3 separate regions of the Mus musculus genome follow, and all the other regions are linked to region 2. Evidence: chromatin loops called from intact Hi-C (ENCODE). Cell type or tissue: left cerebral cortex. All regions are shown on one strand.

What was found. Hi-C counts contacts between places; a loop is a spot of excess contacts. Peaks named below come from ENCODE experiments on the same cell type or tissue, not always from the same donor. Only the 100,000 strongest peaks of a DNase experiment are listed, where the experiment ranks them.
Region 1: it touches region 2 in a loop (2.3-fold over the local background); 6 of 42 quality-filtered maps call a loop at or near these places.
Region 3: it touches region 2 in a loop (4-fold over the local background); 13 of 42 quality-filtered maps call a loop at or near these places.

Annotation. Positions count from the first base shown.
Region 1 is chr1:80,537,121-80,545,120 of GRCm38, forward strand. It overlaps Dock10 (dedicator of cytokinesis 10), which reads right to left. Exons shown (of 56, transcript NM_175291.4): 32 at 6,221-6,396; 33 at 5,980-6,096; 34 at 4,108-4,219; 35 at 3,337-3,458; 36 at 3,124-3,238; 37 at 2,965-3,031; 38 at 2,690-2,737; 39 at 1,663-1,764. Among named protein-coding and RNA genes, the nearest start is that of 1700016L21Rik, 95 kb to the left of the region's middle. In left cerebral cortex, a CTCF peak has its summit at 294 (motif pointing right); DNase peaks (open chromatin) are centred at 4,182 and 4,544.
Region 2 is chr1:80,719,591-80,727,590 of GRCm38, forward strand. The region is part of intron 1 of Dock10 (dedicator of cytokinesis 10); the gene reads right to left. Among named protein-coding and RNA genes, the nearest start is that of Dock10, 35 kb to the right of the region's middle. In left cerebral cortex, a CTCF peak has its summit at 3,268 (motif pointing left); DNase peaks (open chromatin) are centred at 745 and 3,260.
Region 3 is chr1:80,599,724-80,607,723 of GRCm38, forward strand. It overlaps Dock10 (dedicator of cytokinesis 10), which reads right to left. Exons shown (of 56, transcript NM_175291.4): 5 at 6,830-6,902; 6 at 6,442-6,564; 7 at 6,068-6,202. Among named protein-coding and RNA genes, the nearest start is that of Dock10, 150 kb to the right of the region's middle. In left cerebral cortex, no CTCF peak of the experiment used is centred here; DNase peaks (open chromatin) are centred at 1,011, 3,561 and 6,585.

The sequences.
Region 1 (8,000 bases), 180 kb before region 2:
CATCTAGAGTAATGAGTTCTGGGATGTATGGCTGGGATGTTGGGGATCGAATTTCTCTCCCAGGTTGCCCATTGCAGTCTGAAAGTGAGGGAAAAGCCCTGGTTTCCAGGAGCCAGCAGGATCTGTCCAGTCTACAAGGAGGACACTTAATACTTGTCCATCACAGATGGCAGACTGTGGTGAGCTTAGGTGTGTTACAATTGCTATGAAACATGTGAAGTAATTATTTTTTTTTAAAGATTTACTTTATTATTTTATTTTATGTGAGTACATTGTCACTGTCTGCAGAGAGACCAGAAGAGGGCATCAGATCCCATTACAGATGCTTTGTGAGCCACCATGTGGTTGCTGTGAATTGAACTCAGGACTTCTGGAAGAGCAGTCAGTGCTCTTAACTGCTGAGCCATCTCTGCAACTGTGAAGCAATTCTTTATTGTGTTCTTTTGTATTATAGTTTGCAAAGCAAACCCATGATTACATCTTTTAAAATTATTCTCTCACTAGAAGCCCACTTCTATAGGTCCCCATGGATGGCAGCAATATTTATTTTGTTATTTATTGATGATATACAGTTTCCTATTTCTTCCTAATGCTCCTCTCTAAAATACCCACATTACATATTCTTATGAGAACCTGAGAAGAATAAATCAAACTCAGGAAAGTTTGGGGAGACAATTTTTAATTGTTAGACCAAGAGGATCTTGGAGCTGGAATTTCAGGGCAAGTGATTCTGACTGGGCAGGTATAGGAGGGAGTGAGCAAGGTCTGCAAAATTGGAGATCAGCTAGCAACTAGATAATCTAAGGTGACTCGTGAGGATTCTCCGGCTTCTTTGTGGCCTCTGTTCCTTTAAAAACCATGAGTTTCAAGAACACTAAGAAAATCTTTTAATCACTTGTGAGACTAGGCCGGGGCCTAGCAAACACAGAAGTGGATGCTCACAGTCAGCTATTGGATGGATCACAGGGCCCCCAATGGAAGAGCTAGAGAAAGTATCCAAGGAACTAAAGAGATCTGCAACCCTATCGGTGGAACAACATTATGAACTAACCAGTACCCCGGAGCTCTTGACTCTAGCTGCATATGTATCAAAAGATGGCCTAGTCGGCCATCACTGGAAAGAGAGATCCATTGGACACACAAACTTTATATGCCCCAGTTTAGGGGAACGCCAGGGCCAAAAAAAATGGGAATGGGTGGGTAGGGGAGTGGGGGAGGAGGGTGTGGGGGACTTTTGGGATAGCATTGGAAATGTAATTGAGGAAAATACGTAATAATAATAATAAAAAAAAGAAATCTTTTAATCACTCATCAGAACTGGAGTCATGATTCCAGAGTGCCTTTTTCCTGTACTGCTAAGAACTAAGGGGACATTTTATTGGCATTAGGCACCCCATTAGGTTTTTAGCTAAATAGAAAGGCCTATTAATCCTCATCCATTCAAGGTGTTTGCTTTAACTGAACATAAGCAAACCACAGTCCTTCATTTCTGTTTTTAAGCCCATGAGGGAGCTGGAGAAGCAGCTAAGAATTTTCTTCAGATAAACATATTAACTGCTTAAAACCACATGTACATATATGAATGTCTCCACCCACACACATGCATGTTCACATATAAACGACATACGTGTGATTTTAAATACCGAGCCAAGGAGATATTACCATTGTGACAAGAGACCTGATGTCTGGCAGGAAGGATTGGATCCCTTCAGAGTCCCATTGTTCTGGGTTGACTGCACAAACTTAAACGCTGCAGCGATTTTCCTACAAAGAACACAAGTTGAAAGCACAGCACAGCTCCACATTTACAGTTTATATATAAAAACAGAATGACAAGTGACAAGCAATTACTGAACAATGAGACATTTCATATTCTGTGAATTAATGAAAAGTAAGGGGCTGGCTCACGTGGTGAAGTACTTGCTATGAAGGAAAGCCTGAGGCCCTGCCTTCTGAACTTCAGCATCTATGTACGTGGAGGCTCATCTGTAATCCCAGTCTCAAGATGCAGAATCAGGGATCCAGCGGGCAAGATGGCTAGCTAGAATAACCATATTGGTAAACTCTGGCTCCAGATGAAGAGATGGTGGCTCAGTATTTTTGGTAAAGAGAGTTTGAGGAAGACACCTGATGTCAAACTCTGGTTGCATTCAAACACACACAGCCCAACACCACATATATAAGCAAACTCAAAATAAAATTAACATTTCAGTTTTTTTCTGAGAATAGGAAATTAGAGGGCTTTGGATATTCTTGTATTTGTGATGAATGGTGCCAGCATGAAGTAGTTGTAGATTAATTTTTGTTTTTACCTTACTGAAAGTATGTTCTTAAACAGATGTTTCACCCATAAAAATTTATCTATCTATATATCTATCCATGTATCTATGTATCTATCACCAGCAGCTATTATATCTATCTAATCTATCTATATCTATCACCAGTATCTACTATATCTCTCTAATTCATCTATCTATCTATCTATCTATCTATCTATCTATCTATCTATCTATCTATCTATCTATCTACCCCTTCCTGTGTCTGTCTTTATGTAGGGTCTGGGCACCAAACCCTGGTCTTCATTCTTGCATGGCAAGTACTTCACTAACCGAGCCATATTCAAAGCTTCTATAGTTTTTTTTTTTATATAAAAAGACTATATTAGTCTACTAGAATTTAAAACAATTACCTTATTATATTGCGTTTCCCTAGGTATCTAAAATTCTGAAGACAAACGCTAGAAAGGGGAAAAAAGGCATGCTTATTATTTACATTCCTTAATTTATACATATAACATAACAATTCATCTAAATATATGGAAAGAAAAATAGCAAATTTTCTTTGCATATTCCATATACTATTGTTGATATTTATTTACCATAGGGCTTCTTTGAATGAAGAGTGGCATAGTGAGCTATTTTGAAAGTTCCACAAAATAAGTTATTGGATCAACCCTAAACTTACTCCAAGATGCTGAAGAAGTCTGACACCTCTGGACTGGGTGCTCTCTGCCAGTAGGCAATCAGAGTCTCTAGAAAGGAACACAATATGGCATGAGGCTCTTGGAAATGTAGGTTTCTTTCTTTTTCTTCTTTTAAACTGACTTGAAGACATTCCACTTACCATCTGAAATGGTCTTCATAATGTGAAGAAAACACATAAGAAGACTCCTGGTTTCTGCTTGATCTAATTTGTCAAACCGAAGCGTTGACCCAATCAAAGACAAGGGCCTTGGGATCTGGGAATCAAAGGACCAACAGGGATAAGAAAAAGACTGAGGGCGCCCTGGATTGTAGTTGCAGTGTTTGACACGTGTGGCACAGAGGGTAGCTGCACCTTTTCACAGTTGTCTGTCTTCTCACTGCTCTTCTCTGTGGTACTTGGGTTGGAGTCGAGGCTCGCTAAGGACGCTCTGGAATCTGCATGGTTCACTGTAGAAATAGCTATTGATGAAAATGCTGCAAACAGAAGCCACAGCACACATACAGTGATGAGATGTATGAGCACGAACAAGGGCAAACATGGGGAAACAGGTTTGCTCATTGCTGAGGTGGGTACAGGATTGGGAAATAGAATCTGGGATTGACTTGGAAGCGATGCAACATTTAACGCATTGCAATGGTGGTCATGATGGGTCTAGAAACATCGAAACTGTTTTAAGTGCATTTAAAATTTGTTCTTTGGATCTCTTAAAATGAAAAAAAAATATAGACAAAGATAACTCTTATTTTAATAGAAGATGGTTTGGAGGAAGGAGTGTTTAACTTGACAGTTTATGCGAAATAGAAATGACATTTTGAAAATGGTTCTTAATATAATCCTTGAAGCTGAAGAGCTATTATATTTTTAAAAAAGCTGTGCATAACAAAAAGCAAAAGACAGAAGAATAAAGTAATTTGATAATATCTGAGCAGACAGCCCTTTAAGCTAAGCAGAAGTGGACGTTACTGGATGACATTCAAAGGAGTACATTAAGGACTAGTTATACAGCATGGTGTACTTTGCCAGGTATATTATGCATATGAATTATGGATAGGAAACATCATGATATACAATGTAAACACTGGTGAGTGGTAAACATGAGTGTTCTCAGCAGGTCCCGAGTACCTGCTATGGAATTTAAAACATCTTTGGAAAATGATGTATCCACAGAAGTTGCATGTTTCATGGACGTCTGAGTCTGGAATCCTCCATTAGTGCTGAGGTCATCTCTAGATCCCTGCATTTGGAGTGGAGAGGAGAGGAATGAGAGTTAGTGGGCTTCGGCATGGTGGACCATTGTGCCTTTTACATCCTTCCTAATCAGTCATGCTGTTGGATATTTTATATCCTAGCAAAGATGTTCCACTAAAGTTGGCAATGAAAATGAATATTGTGAAGAGCATAGTTATGTTCACAGTTTGATTTATTTTTTTATGCAAAGTGTTAAAGTTTTTATTCTTTTACAATTTCCTTCCTCCCACTAAGTCCTCCTCACATTATTATGTCTTTCGCCTTTGTTTCTGTCTGTGACTCATTGGATTTCACAGAGTCTGGTTGAGTAGGCATGGGTTATCCACTGGAGCATGAGGAACTCAGAAATGGCTGCATCCTTGGAGACAAAGCATCCCTTTTCTCCAGCCTCCCTCCACAGCCCTTAGCTCCCCAGTGTAGGCGGCATCCCATGATCCTCCTTCCCACATCTATGACTGAATGTTTACTGGCTCAATCTTATGCAGGGCCCAGTGCAGGCAATCATAGCTGTTGTGCGTTCCTGAGTTAAAAGCCATGTCATATGACAGCATTACATAGCTTTTCTCCTCAATGTTTGGCTTTTAAATTCTTTCTGCTCCTTCTTCTGGGAATTTTTAAAATGCATGAGAGTCAATCTTTTAGATATGGGCTGGAATAATACCGATATAGCAATTATTAAACTATAGATTTAATTATCATCATTATGTATGTGTACATATATATACATATACATATAACCATCAGTAAGGGACTAGATTTCAAATCTGTATGTTCTGAGCATCTTGGCAAGTGTTTTCTGTTAGACAATTTAATATTAAGGCACTTTACTCTGTGTTAGGCATTTTATCTCAGTCTACAAATATGAAAACAGGCCTAGATAACTTGAATAACTCTCTAAATGGTATGTATATGTTACATGGTGCTGATGGGATTTGATCATCTGAAGGCATGATCCTAACCTTTTGAAGGTTCTATCTTGGACGGTCAGTGTATTCAGAGTGTGTTCGCCCTCTCTCATGAGTTTATTTTTTATGTATGTATTGACATATTCATGTATGTGTGTATACAGGAGCACATGGACGTGGAGGTCAGAGGTCAATGTCAGGTGTCTTCTTCCATCACTTCCTACCTGACTTTTGTGAGCAAGGTCTCTCAACAAACCTGGAGCATGGTAGAGTTTGCCTGGCCAGTGAGCCCTAGGGAATTCTCTGTCTACCTTCTCCGTGTTGAGATAATAGATTCATGTCACACACACAGCCTTTTACAGAGGTGCTGGGGATCAAAGTCAAGTCCTCATGCTTGCAAACACTTTACCAACTAAACCATCTCTGAGTCCCTTGAATAGTTTTCTATACTGCCACCATACTGGCTGCGTGGACAATTGTCACAACGGGCCACACTGGGCTTTTGACCATATGAAACACTTAATTTCCATGGGGAAAAATGGGGAGCAGTTGGCGAAGAATGAACATTGAAGCTAAGGCCATGGGAATATCATACAATCTGCAGAAGCTGTGCAGATGTGAAGAGTGCTTCAGAGAATAAAAAAGAATGAAAACAGTTCCAAAGAGAGGGACGGGCAAGGGGGGAAGCTGTGAGGACAAGCTGTATTGATCGAGCGTTTGTTGGAAATTGTTTAACCCTAGCTTGCTTACAAGGAGGAAGAAATGGTTATACAACCCATAAATATATAAATAAGAGGAATTACTTAAGGAAATGGAAACTTGGAGAACTGCGCAAAGGTACCTGATTGGATGTGTTCACGGTGAAAGGATACAGGTCCTTCAGGTAGATTCTTGGCATATTGTCCAGGAGCATACCATAGAGCGGCATGTACAGACTCGCTATCTGTGCCTGCTTCCTCTAGGTGAAGGCAGACAAGAGAAATGATTCACGTGAAAATCAATAGGCTCAGGGGTTTCATATTCATTTAATGCAGTGGGCCATTAAACGGTGTTTGGGGGAGAGAGAAAGAAAGGCGACTTACAGGTTCCCTGTATCGATCATCGAAAGAATGCTTAGCCATTAGATTTTTTAGGACAGCTAAAGCTAAGTGCCTGATGTCTTGGTCCTCCTGCAGGGCAAAGCCAACTTCTCGGAGAAGAATTCCAATTAAGAAGTGTTTGCGGCAAAATTCATTTGTGACTGAGTACTCAGGCATATCTTTGAGAGGAAGAGAATATGTTATTGAAAACTGAATAGCCACTTTAGATTACAAAAAGGCAGATCAAACAGTTCCTAAAACCTCTGCCCTCAAGTAGGAGGGATTCTACAAGATAGCCTTGCTACAGAGATGTGGCCTGCTGTGACCTTGGGATGGGAACATGTTTGTTGATGTAAACACAAGCATAGATACTAACACAGCACAGTTAACAGTCACGGCCTATCGAATGGCCGGCCCACATCATTGCAGGGGCTAAAATGTAGACGTATTTTGTGTCTGTTGGGATTGAGAAAGGTTCTAGGAAAAAAGGGCTACATTGAGTTAGACCTTGGAGGATGCTGGACAGTTCGGGCTTATTACGGGAGTAAATGGAGGTTGGGGAGGATATTGGGAGAGAGGGAAGGCTTACTTTCAATGGCACAGAGTTCTGAAACACAGACAGGTATGTGGAAGCAGACATGTGTGAGGGATTAGTGAGTACAGTGGTCAAAAGAGAAGGCCTAGGAATCCAGGCTTGAGATATTGTGTGTGTGTGTGTGTGTGTATGTGTGTGTAGATGGTGGAGAAACCTAAGAACAAATTCTGTATCCAGCACTTAGGTCCTCCTCATTCAAGTTCTCTAGGAGTGGCTAAGACAAGAAGGGATTCTCGTTTGTTTGTTTGTTTTTATTTTGTTTATTTGTTTTTTTTTTTTTTGTTTTTTGTTTTGTTGAGGCTTGTGGGGAAGGAACAACAATGGGCTTTAGAAGTCAAGGAATGCAGGCCCACATGATTAGCACAATCAGGATGGGTATGCCTTGGAGAGGCAGAGCCTTGAGGACTCTGCATCTGAGGGCTTCCTGCTGTTGTGTCACTCTGCTTGTTATCCTTGTGGCCTTTACATTCTCCCTAATATATGGGTTGTAGGAAAATTCTAGGGGGCTTCTAGCCCCTCACTGGGATGCATCACTGGCACTCACAATGATAATGCTTGATCTCTCTCAGGCATTGCTACTGGAGCAGATTAATGATCCAATCCCCGTCCTTGGAAAGAATCTAGGAATGTAGATTGCCAGCAATGACCACCCTTAGAATATATGCCCCAGTACAGGGGAACGCCAGGGCCATAAAAGGGGAGTGGGTGGGTAGGGGAGAGGGGGTGGGTGGCTATGGGGGACTTTTGGTATAGCATTGCAAATGTAAATGAGCGAAATACCTAATAAAAAATGGAAAAAAAAAAAAAGAAAAAAAAAAAAAGAAAGCATTTGGAAAAATAGATTGTTGTTGAAGTTAGGTTAAGATGTTTCTGATAGTGGCTCTGTTGTAGAAAATCTTAGGGAACAGTTTTGAGCTCCAGAGAGGCACAGCACACTCTTCCTGGTTGAGCTAGGGAGTTTGTTGAGGTCAGGGAACAAGAACAATGGCAGCCTGACCAGCACTGGCTGCCTCTCTTGCTGAAGCAAGATCAAGGTGGTGATTAACTTCTTTTTCTCATTATTTGCTCTCAGCTTTCTGATCTGATTTAATACAAAAATTGTTCAATGACTAGATGTGCACCCTGAGGATTTGAAGTAGATTGTATTTTATAGAAAGCTTTAGATTTGTCATTCCTTTAAGATTTTTC
Region 2 (8,000 bases):
TGTCTGTCTGTATATGAGATACAAGCACTCTTTCACCCATTTCCTGTAGCTCTCCTTCTAGTTCCGGAAGTAGATACCCAGTGTTTCGGAGCAGAAACAGGCTTATGCCAGGGGCTTGTTAGCCAGACATCCTAGCCAAAATGTCCAGTGAGAGATTTCAACGCCATAAGGTGAAAGACAGTCGAAAATGAAACTCAAGGAGACTTTGGCTTCTGCATAATAGGGCTCACAGCCAGAGGATGCTAGATTTGAGGATTGACTCTGAGAGGGACAACAAGTGGCTGAAATAGAGTAAAGAAACCAAATGGAAAGAGAGCAGAAGGTAGGTATGTGCTCATGGAGATAGGGTCACACTCTGTCAAGCAGAGAACCAAGGTTCTGGCTGCCTTTTCTCTGTGGGTTTTTTTTCTTGTGTCCGTTTCTAAAGCTGCAAAATTCCTCTACTCGGTCAGATTTCCCAGGGACCCGTACAGAGGCTCCCATGCTTCAAATATTTCCCTTCTTAACATCACCTCTTTCTTGTAGCTATTACTTTCCAGGAACAAAATGAAGGGGACTGGACAAGTGGCAACCCCCTTCCCATTCCTAGTTAGAAGTTTACACACTATAAGGTTTGTTTTCATATGCTTCTTTAAAAAAATTGCCTCTGTTGCTGGTGTGTGAGTCAACACTTAACAGCTGAATGAAAATAAATGAATGAGTAGCAAAGGCATATCACCAAGATGTCTCAGAAGCATCTGGGATTTCTTGGCTCAACATTCTGGTGTTATTTGTATGCTTGATGTTCTCTTAAAATATTTGCATAGATCCACCCCACATTCTCCTTTCTGATGAGAGGGAAGTTCTTGTTCCTTTAGCCCCATTTCTGTGAACTCTTGTCTTCCAGGGTCATACTCTGTCAATCTCCATCCTCCCCTCTGCTGGCTTTTTCTAATAAGTAGCACAATAAATTGTCTTCCACATACTGAATAAACAAATAACATCTCCTTTAACCTTGAAATGTCTGTGACACTCTTTGGCCTTCCCTTGTTGGCAAGCATCCAAAAAAATTCATCTATAGATCCCACATTTCCCTTCATCATTGTCATTTATTTTTAACCCCAAAGTGTCTACTACCAACAGTCAACATCACCAAAGGTGTGCTGGAAGCCCCAGTAAATGATTTTATATAGACAAAAGGTAGTGGGAGTTCTTAGATGCATTTTCCCCTACAAAGCATTGTTCTTGAATTCTCATAGAACTAAACTTCCTGTGAGGATCTTGTCTAGGATGGCATTCACAAGGCCACTACAGTGAATGATACTCTGCTTTGTGACATTAGCATATCAGCTTTCCTTCCCTGTTGTCTCTCTTTCTCTCTTCTCATTGAGTTAGTATTTACTGTGCTGTTCGATGCTATTCTAGGTCCTGAAAATAGTGTAATATGCACTGGGACACAGATAGCTTCCCTTGCCCTCATATACATTGGTAAAAACAATGTATGTATGTGTGTGTGTGTGTGTGTGTATAGCATATATATGAGTATATATGTATATATATGTAAAATTATTCTTTCCTGAGGTAATACTATTCATATATATATTTCTTCATTAATTTTCATGGATTCTTTAGAGTGTTGTATGATTTGTTGACAAATTTTGATAAAGAAAATTTTAAATTTCAAGAAGCAGCCTTTCACAGCTTCCCAACTGAGAATTGCAACTTTACGGAACCCAACAGTGGACACTAAACTGTATTGCACTGCGTAGCAAATGCTCAGACAAGCTCAGCATGGGTTGAGAGCATTATTGTGTGCAGTATCACAGCATCCCTTGGATCATCCTTCAGACTGCATCCTGTCTGATGTCACATGGCACTAAAGCAATTAGTGTTAGACTCACAAGTGACCTTGAGATAGAAACAAAGAGGATTGTCAAGGCAAAAAGAATGTGACTTTCAATTTTATACACCTTTTGTTCAAAAACACAGTGTCTCTAAGGAAGACTTATGATGAGCCTTTTGAAGCCACAAGAGCTATGTCTTTTCAGCTGTAAAACAACATTGAAATCATCCATTTCTCTCTCTCTCTCTCTCTCTCTCTCTCTCTCTCTCTCCCCCTCACCCCCCCCCCACAAGTTTTGCACATCATAGAAAACTGACTTCAGTTTCATTGATGCATTTTCTAATCATCTCTTGCTGGCATTTAAAAACTCAAAGGAAGATTCATGAATGTTAAAGTTCTCTTAGCATCTAGAAATAAATGCTTTGTTCAGAACAATCCTTGGAGAATCATAATTATTATCAAAGTCCTTCATGAAAAACTTCAAGGAGAACACTTCAAAACTGGAAGAAGTGACGGTATCATCCTGAGCATTTCCTGTTCTTGATTCACGGACAGCTATCGTGCCACACTTGTCAGAAGGCCAAGAGAATTTTTAACATGTTCACAGTGTCTCAAGGATGTCCATGTCATTATCAGGGCTGGATAAAGGGGCTGAGATGTGCCAGCTAGTGCCTCTATGCCTTCCTCTCTGAGAAAGGCATAGATAATTCAAGCTATTACTAAGGAGAAAAGCCAACCACTAGCAGCTGTGTTCATTTGCTTCAAAATGTGCTAATTGGAGAGCTCGCCTACTGAAAATGGTTTAATGCTATCTCATGTAAACAACAGGCAGATGAGGACTTTTATGGGCACTGGAGTTATCTTCAGAGTTTTAATCACTGAACTGTGGAGAGATAATATTTCATTCTATTCCAATTGTCATAGCTACCACAAACAGGGTGTCATACTCAATATAAACTGATTGTTTATATTTTGAATGGATAGAGAAGTCCTGGACCAAGTCACTGGTAGATTTAGAGTCAGAAGAGGGATCTGCCTTCTAGGTTACACATGTTAACATCCAAGTTCTCATTTGCTGGAAACAGCTGCCTCAGGCTTGAGTCCATTGATAAGGACTATGCTGCCCTCTAACAACTGGACTCTCATTCCCTCGATCTTTCTGGTTTCACTGCTTTGGTGTTAAGATTGCAACATTTGAATTCTAAGAAGGATAGAGAACTTTTGGACCACCATGGCTATAGAGGGCCAGTCAGTTCAGTCAAGAGGTTTAGATGTGGTGTCTAAGAAGCTATCTGCTGTTGGCCATGTGTGTTGGATAACTGTTATGGGGTAGAAAAATGAAGATAATAAGTTCTTTAAAGACGAGAGGCTCAAGCTTCAGAAGCAAACAGCCTTAGAAGGTAACTCTGCTGGCATTTTCCACATAAGCATCGCCCCCTGGTGTCCACGCAGAGAGGACGCTTCAAGAGCTGTCTTGTAAGAAGGAAGTAATGCTATCCCTAACACCATTTACCCATGTTCTCATTTATCCAGGTCTTAGTCCCTAACTGCACTGCTGATAAAGGCAGCTACAGCATGCAGCATCAAGCATCATACTGAGTTTAAGACAAAAAGCTTCTCCTACTTCTGAGTGTCCATTATTGACAGACATATCATTAATATTTTCCTGGCAGGGATTTCATTAATTTTTCAGTTCTCCTGAACAAATGAGAATATTGAAACACATTGTTTCAGAGGCTACTGGTTACACTGAAAATGGCTACACGATATCTCAGGAGGATGTTCAGACACTCAGCCAGTCAGTCATTTATATCCACAGATGGAGAGGAGTGACAGACCCTGCTTCTCACAGCTTCCTGGACTGGAGGAGTTAAGATTGTCCTAGATTCTCAGTACTCACTGAAGAATTGGAATGACCAGATCCGTGTGGTCTGCACCAAGTGGACAGATAACAACTGACAACAACGACAATGGCAAAGACGATGACACAATGGTGAGGACCACATGACCATGATGATTACATCATAGCCAAAATCCCTGTCAAAGTCAGATCAAGGATTTATAAACTATGGGGGAAAGAGCATCATCTTTCTTTTGTTTCAAACATTCCAAACGGAGTCTCAGAGATGCTTCTCTGTGAGTCACAGTAGAGCTTCCTGTTGAATGCAGCCTGTTCTCTCAAAAGTACGTGTCATAATGGCAATATTAAGAGATACTTAATAATCATGAAATGATGACTAGCAGTTCTCAAGCTCCCAATATCCTCCCACTCCCTTATTTAATCTGCAACACAAATACATTGTTATTACTATAGTAGGCTGAATGGTACCCTATCCCTCAAGACATGCCACCTTCAAATCTCTAGAACACAGAATGGGTCCTGTTTTCAAAAACACAGGTATTTAGAGAGAAGCCATAGGTCTGAAAGTAAGGACATGCTGGATCACACAGAGCAAGAGACAGAGAGTGAAGAGACAGAAGAAAAAAAAACACACAACAACAACAAAAAGCCTTTAAAAGATGTAGGCAGACCCTAGAGTCATATAGTCCAGTCCCCAAATATCTGGTGCTGCTACTACATACTGGGAGAGGCATCACAGACCTGCCCCAGAGATAGAATAGACTTACTGCTTTGCTTTCAGACTTTGGCTTGTGACAAGGCAAATTTCAGATATTACAAGTCACGTGGTAGTCATCTGCACTAGCAGCTCAAGGAAACTCATGCATTCTCAAAGTTGAGAAAGCTGAGGCTCAGAGAGTTTGAGGTAACTTCCCAGAGCTGCGCAGCTAAGCATTCATGTGTGGAAAATAGGGTCATGTTCTAACTGATAGTTTTCCTTACTCCCCCTGTGTTCCAATGACAAGGCCACAGGTTGGCTTCCCAGTCTGCAAAGCATCTGTTTACCTAACAGGGAAGCAAGAATGCTGAATGTGTGCTGAGGCAGAGTTTCAGGGCAGCTTCATCCTGCAACTTTCTGCCTTGAGAATCAATTTTTGTTTGCATTAAAAGAGCCATTAGAGTCTATACATCAGCAATTTCATTCATGTGTGGCCTAGCTTCTCAACTAAGGGATAAGACTGTTCTATACTTGGCCCCCAACGGGCCTGTTTTATTCCTCTAATCATAAGTATAATCGTCTTTACTCATGCTGGGCAATAATACAACGGAGGATGAACATTAAGTTAAACATAAAAAGAGTCTCAAATCAATCAAAGCATCTCATGAAAGTAATTTTAGAAAGGAGAGTAAATTACAGTAGATTTGGAAGGGAACTGAAAGCTGAGACCTCACATTCCTGCTAGGAAAAAATAACCTTCAAACTATTGCACCATGAGACAAAAATTTCAACACCCTCCAGCGGAGTAGGTTAAGGGTTACAAACCCCTAAGAGTACAAATTATAATTTTACACTCCATCAGGAACAGGTTGTCTTATTGTCCCCAGAACCTCCTCAAGTCAGCAATCTCTGTTGTAAGGTGAAATTCAAGAGGAGGTAAAACAAGATACGTGATTCAAACAGCACAGTCACAGTCTCGAGGATAAAAATGTCAAAGCCAGAGGATGACCTGGTGCAGTGAAAGAGATGACAGACAGGGACTTTAAGGATATATTGATAGCCAAGAGACTGAGGGATACACAGTACATCACAGAATTTATCAAAGGTATGAGAGAGTAGATTCTTTGATCTGTTGCCTTACTGTCTACTTTGTTGTAGAGGGTACCATAGCAAGATGGCTTGAGAACTCGTGGGAAAGGAAACAGGGTACCAGAGACCAGCAGAGATCAAAGAGACCAAATCCGGCCACAATAATCTTGTTTCACTTTTCCTTGGTCTAAGAGAGGAAGATTGTGCGAATTTTAGGAAGGCATCTGATAAGATGTCCCACTTGTTCCTCTAGACATCGTTGGAGGGTGGTTTATAGCAGCATGGTGCTCTTGGAGCCATTAATTTAAACAAACACATGTATAAAAATTGATGCCAGGGCATGTGAACACTTTTGGTGATGACATGAAGCTAGTAGCAAAATTAGTGGGTTGAAATAACCAAGATCCTTAGTGTTCTCATATGTAAGAATAGTTTACTCTTCAGGAAGGCTTAAAAGGAAATGCTAGCTAAAGTAAAAAAATCACAAAGGAAAGACAGTACTCAACAGTGTGTTTATAAAAAATATTTAGACATCAGTAAGAACTAGCATGAAGTAAAGAATAGAATGTTAAGTTATATTCACAGAACAGTATTTTAAATAATGAATGGGCTGACAAGATGGCTCCGTAGGAACTTGTCATTAAACCTGATGTCTTCGATTGGATCTCCAGGGTTCTCATGATAGAAGGCAAGAACCAGCTCCTGCAAGCTGTCCTATGCCCTCCACAAGCTCCCCATGATGCAAATCCACCTACATAACCACACCCACTTATAATGAGTAAATAAATAAACAAGCAAATAAAATAAAGTTAAAGTTTAAAGCAATGAAGCAAATAAATAGGCTTTCTTCTTACTTTCGATACTATGGTTCCAGGAAACAGACTAAGACAGATATGGACAAACAAGCCATTGAAACAGAAGTAATGGCTTTGAGAAATGTGCAAAGGTGGCACACAAAGAAGCCTGATTACCTCTGAAAAGATATGCCTGTGTGAGATGCTACAGTTAAGTGCAAAACGTTAAAGTACCTGGAGCTGGAGAGATGGCTCAGAGGGTAAGAACCTTTGCAGAGTTCCTGCTGTGGTTCTCAGTGTCCACATGATGGCTCACAGACATCTGTAACTCCAGTTCCAAGGGCTCTCCTTCTATAGGTACTGAAAGCATATGGTACATATACAAACATGCAAGCCAACACTCATACACATATCTTTTTTGACTGAAAAAGTTGTGGTCATAGTCAGTAATATGAACTGTGTTCTTTAAGAGATCCTAGTTTTGTAATGGTGTGGCAAAAGCTAAAAAAAAAAAAAAAAAAAAAAAAACAAAACAACAACAAAACAAAACAAAAACCCAACCAACCAACCAAAAAACCCCATAACAACAAAAGGCCCACTTTTATGTTTATGGTAATATAATATATTCAATATACCTCAAAGGCATAAACGTAAAGCAGCTGATGGAAGTTCATGAGATCTTTTCCAACTCGATATCATCCAAAATGTCCTAGAAACAAAAGCTTTACCCTGAATGGGATTGTTCATTTATCATTGATCCAATAACCATTTCTTGAGCAAAGATTCTTCATGTGTAGTGCTGTGTGGCTTTAGCAGTTAATAATTTTTCCCCTGAGCCAGTATTCTACCAACATTGTAGGCTAACTTTATAAGAACTTGTGTGCTTTAAGAAGACCAAAAACATCTTTGTTAATACTTAAACTTTTTAATACTCAGCTGGCTCTTTTCTCTCAAAATTTGAGAATCTTCTGTGACATATTTTAAATATCTTATTTAGTAATTTATATTTACTTTGGCTTGGGTGATAATCTATATCTTAGATTAAAAAATCAAATATTCCTTTCAGTTGAAAAATTTCTATAAAAAACAGAATTTAGCTAGTTTGAGTTTGATTTCATCATACTCAACCTTTTACTTAAGTCAACCTATTCATTTCAGCATTTCTCCCTACAGGTACCAGATCATCATCAAAATTTCACGGGGTAACTACCTAACTTTCCATTAAATCTCCAGTTGGGAACTCTCATCCCACTTCCTCTATTAAGGAGAACAGAACTCTCATCATGCACTGAAGATCATCAGTCACAGAGATGGCAAACTATGGCAAAATTCTAGAAAGTTCTGTAGTCGTACAGAATCTGTATTATAGATGAAAGTGAATTGTAAGGGGTAGGTCATGTAAACGACATGACCCAACTGAAAGCAGAGGTCCAATGATTGCACCCCACCACCCTATCTGACACCCCACTGTCTGCTCCTTAACAGGTGTTCCCTCAAACTTGAGGTAGAACTGAAATGAACAGCGAGCTGGGACCATGCTAATGGGACAGGACTGTGTTCTTTCACAAGCTTTCATTTGCCGTAACCCTCATACAATATATTCCCAGTGAATTTACACTCATTGTGTTTGTGTGAAGGGTCTAATGGTGATACATTTACATAATCATCCAAAGCTGGAGACTGAAAGAGTTTCGATCTCATATGAGTTCATGAAGCCAGTGGCCAACATAGGAAACA
Region 3 (8,000 bases), 120 kb before region 2:
AATGAGCTCCAATGATCTGCCTAATTTTACACTGCAGACTCAGAATTAGAGATGCATGTTGTGGCACCCAACTTTTACATGGGGTTTCTAGGAATCTTACTTTGGTACCTCGTATTTTTCTGCAATCATTGACTAAGTTATTTCCCCCAAACTCCTAAACTTACATTTTAATAAGGTGTCAATAGACTAAAGGCAGAAATGTGTGACTATAATATAATGTGAAATAATATATCATTGATATAATAGAATGAGGCATCACTCAGTGATAAATGTACTGCAATGTTAATATATATATATATATATATATATATATACATACATATATATATATATTCTTTCAAGATAGAAACCATAGTTTTTCCTATATCTAGTTTTTCCAATGATCCATGCACACATATGTATTAAACTGTTCATGAGCCTATCATTTTTGAGTTTCTTTTTCCATGTAAGTTCTTTAGGATGATATCATATATATATATATATATATATATATATATATATATATATATATATATACACTAGTTTTTTATGTAGTAAATACAGTAATCTCATGGACTGTTTTCTATAATCTTGGGAATTCCTCTACCTCATATCTAATTTTGTCACTTATTAGTTCTGTGCCTTGGAAAGACACATTTTCTCTTAGTTCTATTTTGATAAACAGGACAATAGTAACATGTACCCCATCAAATATATCAGATAATATATTAAATGGGTAACTACCTTTCTGGTTGTTACTATAATAGGAAATATAAATCTTCAGTTAGTGCCAGAATTTGTTAATGGAAAATGTGAGGACTATATATGGCTTCTAAATCCATTTTATTTCAAAATTACACTACTCCCATGTGACTGTTTTTAGTTGGGAACAACCCCCCTCATTTTTCTACTTTTAAGGAAGCTCTGCATCTCATACTCAGCCTCAGTTGACGCATGAAGTGGGACGCCTAACCTGCAGAAAATATTTTATCCTCTAGCCTTTTACTAAACACATGTAGTCATTTAAAAAAGTTCCATATCCATGGGCTGGCTGGGATGAGTCAGATCTGTAGGTGTCACTTCACCATCAACTTGAGCCAATGTGACACGCTTTTAGCCACTAGCACTGTTGAGATGGAATCTCAGACATTCGGGGTTCCTGAGCCATTTTCTTCAATGTTGGCAAGACCCGAAGTGTATAGATGAATGGATGGCTAGATGGCTAAGCAAATGACTGAAGAATGCCTGAAGGCCCAAGATTAGGTAATCCAAATGCAAATATTCCTTAGTCTCAGGATAAAAGAGAGGCAGCAATTTGTTCTAGATTGGCCTATAATGAAGATATAAAACTGTTTACTGATAGTCTAAAAAAAAAAAAAACATGGTTAGTATTTTGTTTGTTAGCATAATTCAAGAACATGCAAATCACAAACATCTTTTAATATTCCTGAGAAAGTATTGACATTTCCCTCTCCTTGACTTCTCCCTTGTGTTTTATAATTCCAATAATTTTTCATGGGAAAAATAATGGTATAGATTGAGTACAAATGAGGCAAGCTAAAATGCTATATTCACTAAAGGATTGTTGGGAGCTAAAACCATCCAGTGGAAAAAAGACAGCATTTTCAACAAATGGTGCTGGCACAACTGGCGGTTATCATGTAGAAGAATGCGAATTGATCCATTCCTATCTCCTTGTACTGAGGTCAAATCTAAGTGGATCAAGGAACTCCACATAAAACAAGAGAGAGTGAAACTTATAGAGGAGAAAGTGGCGAAAAGCCTCGAAGATATGGGCACAGGGGAAAAATTCCTGAATAGAACAGCAATGGCTTGTGCTGTAAGATCGAGAATCGACAAATGGAACCTCATAAAATTGCAAAGCTTCTGTAAGGCAAAAGACACTGTCAATAAGACAAAAAGACAACCAACAGATTGGGAAAGGATCTTTACCTATCCTAAATCAGATAGGGGACTAATATCCAATATATATAAAGAACACAAGAAGGTAGACTCCAGAAAATCAAATAACCCCATTAAAAAATGGGGCTCAGAGATAACAAAGAATTTTCACCTGAGGAATACTGAATGGCTGAGAAGCACCTGAAAAAATGTTCAACATCCTTAATCATCAGGGAAATGCAAATCAAAACAATGCTGAGATTCCATGTCACACCAGTCAGAATGGCTAAGATCAAAAATTCAGGTGACAGCAGATGCTGGCGAGGATGTGGATAAAGAGGAACATTCTTCCATTGTTGGTGGGATTGCAAGCTTGTACAACCACTCTGGAAATCAGTGTGGTGGTTCCTCGAAAAAATTGGACATATTAGTACCAGAGGATCTCGCAAGACCTCTCCTGAGCATATATCCAGAAGATATTCCAACTGGAAAGAAGGACACATGCTCCACTATGTTCATAGCAGCCTTATTTATAATAGCCAGAAGCTGGAAAGACCCCAGATGCCCCTCAACAGAGGAATGGATACAGAAAATGTGGTACATTTACACAATGGAGTACTACTCAGCTATTAAAAAGAATGAATTTTTGAAATTCCTAGGCAAATTGATGGACCTGGAGGGCATCATTCTGAGTGAGGTAACCCAATCACAAAAGAACTCACATGATATGTACTCATTGATAAGTAGATATTAGCCCAGAAACTTAGAATACCCAAGATACAAGATACAATTTGTAAAACATATGAAACTCAAGAAGAACGAAGACCAAAGTGTGCACACTTTGCCCCTTCTTAGAATTGGGAACAAAACACCCATGGAAGGAGTTACAGAGACAAAGTTTGGAGCTGAGATGAAAGGATGGACCATCTAGAGACTGCCATATCCAGGGATCCACCCCATAATCAGCTTCCAAACGCTGACACCATTGCATACACTAGCAAGATTTTGCTGAAAGGACCCAGATATAGCTGTCTCTTGTGAGACTAGGCAGGGGCATAGCAAACACAGAAGTGGACACTCACAGGCAGCTATTGGATGGATCACAGGGCCCCCAATGGAGGAGCTAGAGAAAGTAACCAAGGAGCTAAAGGGGTCTGCAACCCTATAGGTAGAACAACAATATGAACTAACCAGTACCCCCCTGAAGCTCATGTCTCTAGCTGCATATGTATCAGAAGATGGCGTAGTAGGCCATCATTGGAAAGAGAGGCTCCTTGATCTAGCAAACTTTATATGCCTCAGTACAGGGGAACACCAGGGCCAAGAAGTGGGAGTGGGTGGGTGGGGAGTGTGTGTGTGGGAGGGTATGGGGGTCATTTGGGGATAGCATTGGAAATGTAAATGAACAAAATATCTAATTTAAAATAAAACAAATGTGTTCACATTTTAAATTAAATTTGGCAATAAAATTGAAAAAAAAAACTTGAACTCTCAAAAGGATCTTAGAAGTTAGGTAGCACTTACTGAGGCAAAGATTTTATTCTGTTTCTGTTTCTTTTTTTTTTCTTTTTTCTTTTTATTCAAGAGAATCTGGTAAAGATCCATGAACAAAACAGATGTGACTCATCCTAGTTATTCATTTGTTCTGTGCTTTTGTGTATGTGTGATTCATCCCCAAGCACAAAATGTGCCCAAGAGCTTACTAGAGCGATGGTTAAAATTTGCATGATCTCTTTTGAAATTTCCTTCCCAGGAGTAAAAATGTGTAAGTCAGGGAGAGCTGTGATGTAAGAACTGGGGCTACCATAAGGTGACAAGTTCCCCGATCTGTGTGTTCCTGCCCCAAAGAGACTGACCTCAAAGAACTGGAGACCCCTGCTCCCATAAAGGGAGAAGATTCTGTGAAAAGTCTTGATTAAGTTCAGGGATCTATCAACGAACTCTTTAAAAGACACATATGTAAAATCTATCTTGCAGAACCCTAAAGACGTAGATACTCTGTAGATTCTATGCTGTGACTCCAGAAGATTCAGAAAGGTTTCATGTGTGAAGATTAGCTTTGAGATGTTCTCCTTAAGAGAGTTATTATTCTTCTGCATGCCAGAACCTGCCAGAGACCACCATTCATATCTCCAAGTGTCCTCTAGGGATGCGGAGTAACAGCAGCCATGTTGCTCCGAGGTAAGCAATCCTCTTGCTCTGATGTCTGTCTCTGACTCTGACTTTAACAAGGAAGTGGTCCCCATGCTTCAACACTGTTCCAAGCATAATATAATCACTAAATAAAGTACTGAATGAAGAATGAGTTCATGACTAAAGATATGGATTAATTAACATACTAGGGATCAGTTTGAAGAATGCAAATCACATTTTACTAGGGGGCTTTTCTACAGTAGGGTATCTTTCTTTCCAAGTCATGAACTATAATGGGGTCAATCAGTGAAGCAGGGTGTGGACACATAATCACCTAGATATTTCCAAAGTCTTTGCACATTTATTTCAGTTTTATGTATAAGAATCCTGAGGTCAGAGACTGAATGAGCATCTCAGGAGCTCAGGATGTGAACAGCAAAACTAGGATCCCATGGCTGACTAGAAGAGACCAAGCTTCCACTTGCTTTGTCAGGTTCTTCCTGAGACAATGGTTTAATGAAGCAAAACCCAAGTTAGAGATGGTGAAGACGGGCATTTAGAATAGCCAGATCAGAACATACAATGGTGTGTCTGATCTCCGAAGTATTGTCAAAGATTTTGCAAAAGATTTTGAGGCCAAAGAGTCTCCCTTTGAGCAGTCAACAATAGACAACCATATCCTTTCTCCATTAGGATCCTCATTGCCCTTTCCACATGGAAAGCTGGCTTCTGCATTAAAACGCAATTAGCTTTCCCTTCTAGCAGGGTACTGAGCAACACTTAATTAATTCTTAAAGTTCAGCCTTATTACTTCCTGGAGGAGTTCCAGACTTTAACAGATGAAGTGTCCAGAAATAGCCTAGGCCTGAGAGGCTGCAGACAACACTATTTTGCATCTATAGATCTTAGTATCCTCCATAATAGTTCAGGATGGAAACTCAGCTATGACATTACAGGCTCTGTAAAGGTCTGGGTCTTACTGTAAAATTTGAGGAGTGATTGCTACAATACTTAATTGCTTCAACTTTTAAGTAAAAAAAAACCCAGATTTTTATGTGTTTGTTTGTTTGTTTGTTTGATTTTTAAAGAAAGGGCATCCAATGTCCATGAACTGGGAGATAACCACAAAATTCTTCTTCTTCTGCTTGCCACATGCAATATTAAGAACAATAATTTGAAGGTCAGGAGTTTCCAGAATAGTCTTGTCTGTAAACTCTTGGCACTCAAAGGAATCTGTGACTGTAAAGAAAATCTCCACTTCAAAGACAGATGATGTGTGTATAAGTGGAACTTATTACCTGGTAATAAAGGGAAGATGGTTTGTAAAGTATATACACCAAGCTATGTGACTGCCATGTCTCCCTCATGAATTTCATTAGTTCAGTGGTTTTCTAGGCTGTAGATGGGGTAAGGGTCATTTTCTTCTTGTGCTTGAGGAAATAGCTCAGTCTTGTTTAGACCTCAGGACTCAGGGCTTACTGCTCCCACATACCCTTTCTTCCATAGATCTTTGAGTCTCTTTTTGTTTTAATTATTTTTGCATCCTTTCAAAAATGCCCCCTTTCAAATATCAATATTCCATTCACATCCAAATACCACAGCGTACATCTTGTCTGACCTTCTGCTCACCTCTTTTTGTTGCTTTTCAGTGAAAAAAACAAAACAAAACAATTGATTCCACTGTTCATTTGATTCTTTGCTTCTCTCTCTCCTTCTCTCTCTCTTTCTTTCTTTCTTTCTTTCTTTCCTTCTTTCTTTCTTTCTTTCTTTCTTTCTTTCTTTCTTTCTTTCTTTCCTTCTCTCTCTTTCTTTCTTTCTTTCTCTCTCTCTCTCTCTCTCTCTCTCTCTCTCTTTCTTTCTTTCTTTCTTTCTTTCTTTCTCTTCTCTTTACTAAAACTTACTTTTGTGGAAGTATGGATCTAGACTATGTGTTTCTCAGCAAGTTCCCAGAGGCTAGAACAGCTCTTGACTTACAAGATATATTCTAAGTGTTTACTACATGTATCATGCAACAAAAATATAACCACCATGGGGAAGATGATTTTTCACTCACCTGTACTACACCTGTGCAGGAATCCAAAAAGATGCAGCCCTTGGGCTCTTTGGATATCTTTTCATCTTTGTAAAAGTTCATAATGTAGGAGTTATCAGGCAACTGAGTCAGCTGGAAGTAGCGCTTTTTGAATGACTAAAGAGAAGATAGGAGAGAGTTTGAATTGTGTTACACTGTTACTCATGGAAATGACAAGGCTTCAGATTAATTTTATCAGCAGAGCATTGCATTTAGAGCAGAGGCTCTGACTTCTGTATAATTAAAATATTAGAGAAAACATAAATTTCATGCAAATGGCTTTTCTCCATGCTGTGCCTTGAGAAGGGATATACAGAAAGGTGGAAGATCCGGGATTGGTTTTGAAGTGTCCTTACCCGAACAGTGACAGTATTGTTCACAGTGCTGTTAAAATTCCCCTTGTAAAGCCAGCCAGACTTGAACACACCAGTACCTCCAGCTCCCCCACCGCCCTTGGATGATGAGTGGGATGTGGTATCCTGAAACAAAAGTCATCATTAGCAAGGCAGCCAAGCCTTGCGGAGCCCAGATCTTAGACACTGCACTTAAAAAGGAGACTTCTTTTCCTCCTTGACTCATCCGTAATAATCGTGTTCCCTGTCAAAACAAACATGATTCATTTTGCCTAAAAGCCCCAACACAACCGGCTCCTGCTGCTCACTAGAAAGAGATTACAAAGAAGCCAGTGCAGCCAGGAACTAATTGCCCCCATGCTTTAACCTGTCCCTTGCAACAGCCACTTACTTCATCCTTATCAGCATCTTCATGGTCAACCTCAAAGGAATGTGAAGGAAGTTTCTCTGGCTTGTGTTCTGCTCTGATATTTAAAAAAGAAGAAAGAGAGAGAGAAAAAAAGTCTATTTTGTCATTTGATTATCTTGCTTCTGTTTTCTTCCATTCCCAAGATCACACCGATTCCATTAACATTGTTTCAGGTTTTGTAAGCTTTGCAACCTTAATATCTGGGGGTTCTTTTTCTCTGGGAAGTGTTAACTTTCCCTTTAGGACCTTGTATCTTATCTCTACTAAGTGCACATTTTAAATGGAGGAGTTATTTTTTTTATTACGTATTTTCCTCAATTACATTTCCAATGCTATCCCAAAAGTCCCCCATACCCTCCCCCACCCCCACTTCCCTACCCACCCATTCCCATTTTTTTGGCCCTGGCGTTCCCCTGTACTGGGGCATATAAAGTTTGCAAGTCCAATGGGCCTCTCTTTCCAGTGATGGCCGACTAGGCCATCTTTTGATACATATGCAGCTAGAGTTAAGAGCTCCGGGGTACTGGTTAGTTCATATTGTTGTTCCACCTATAGGGTTGCAGATCCCTTTAGCTCCTTGGATACTTTCTCTAGCTCCTCCATTGGGAGCCCTGTGATCCATCCACTAGCTGACTGTGAGCATCCACTTCTGTGTTTGCTAGGCCCCGGCATAGTCTCACAAGAGACAGCTATATCTGGGTCCTTTCAGCAAAATCTTGCTAGTGTATGCAATGGTGTCAGCATTTGGAAGCTGATTATGGGGTGGATCCCTGGATATGGCAGTCTCTACATGGTCCATCCTTTCATCACAGTTCCAAACTCTGTCTCTGTAACTCCTTCCAAGGGTGTTTTGTTCCCAATTCTAAGGAGGGGCATAGTGTCCACACTTCAGTCTTCATTCTTCTTGAGTTTTATGTGTTTAGCAAATTGTATCTTATATCTGGAGGAGTTATAAACTGATGTAGATGTGTACATATCTTTTTGTATTGAATGAGAGAGCAAAGAGGATGGATATAAGTCGTAGTGTTTTGCCCCCCCCCCTGCATTCTGAAGCAGGTTACTAAGCAATGACACTTTTGTGAGCGTTTCTGGGTCACCAGTATGTGACATATCCAATGTCACTGGATGATTGCACAAGCAGCCTCAGGCATGA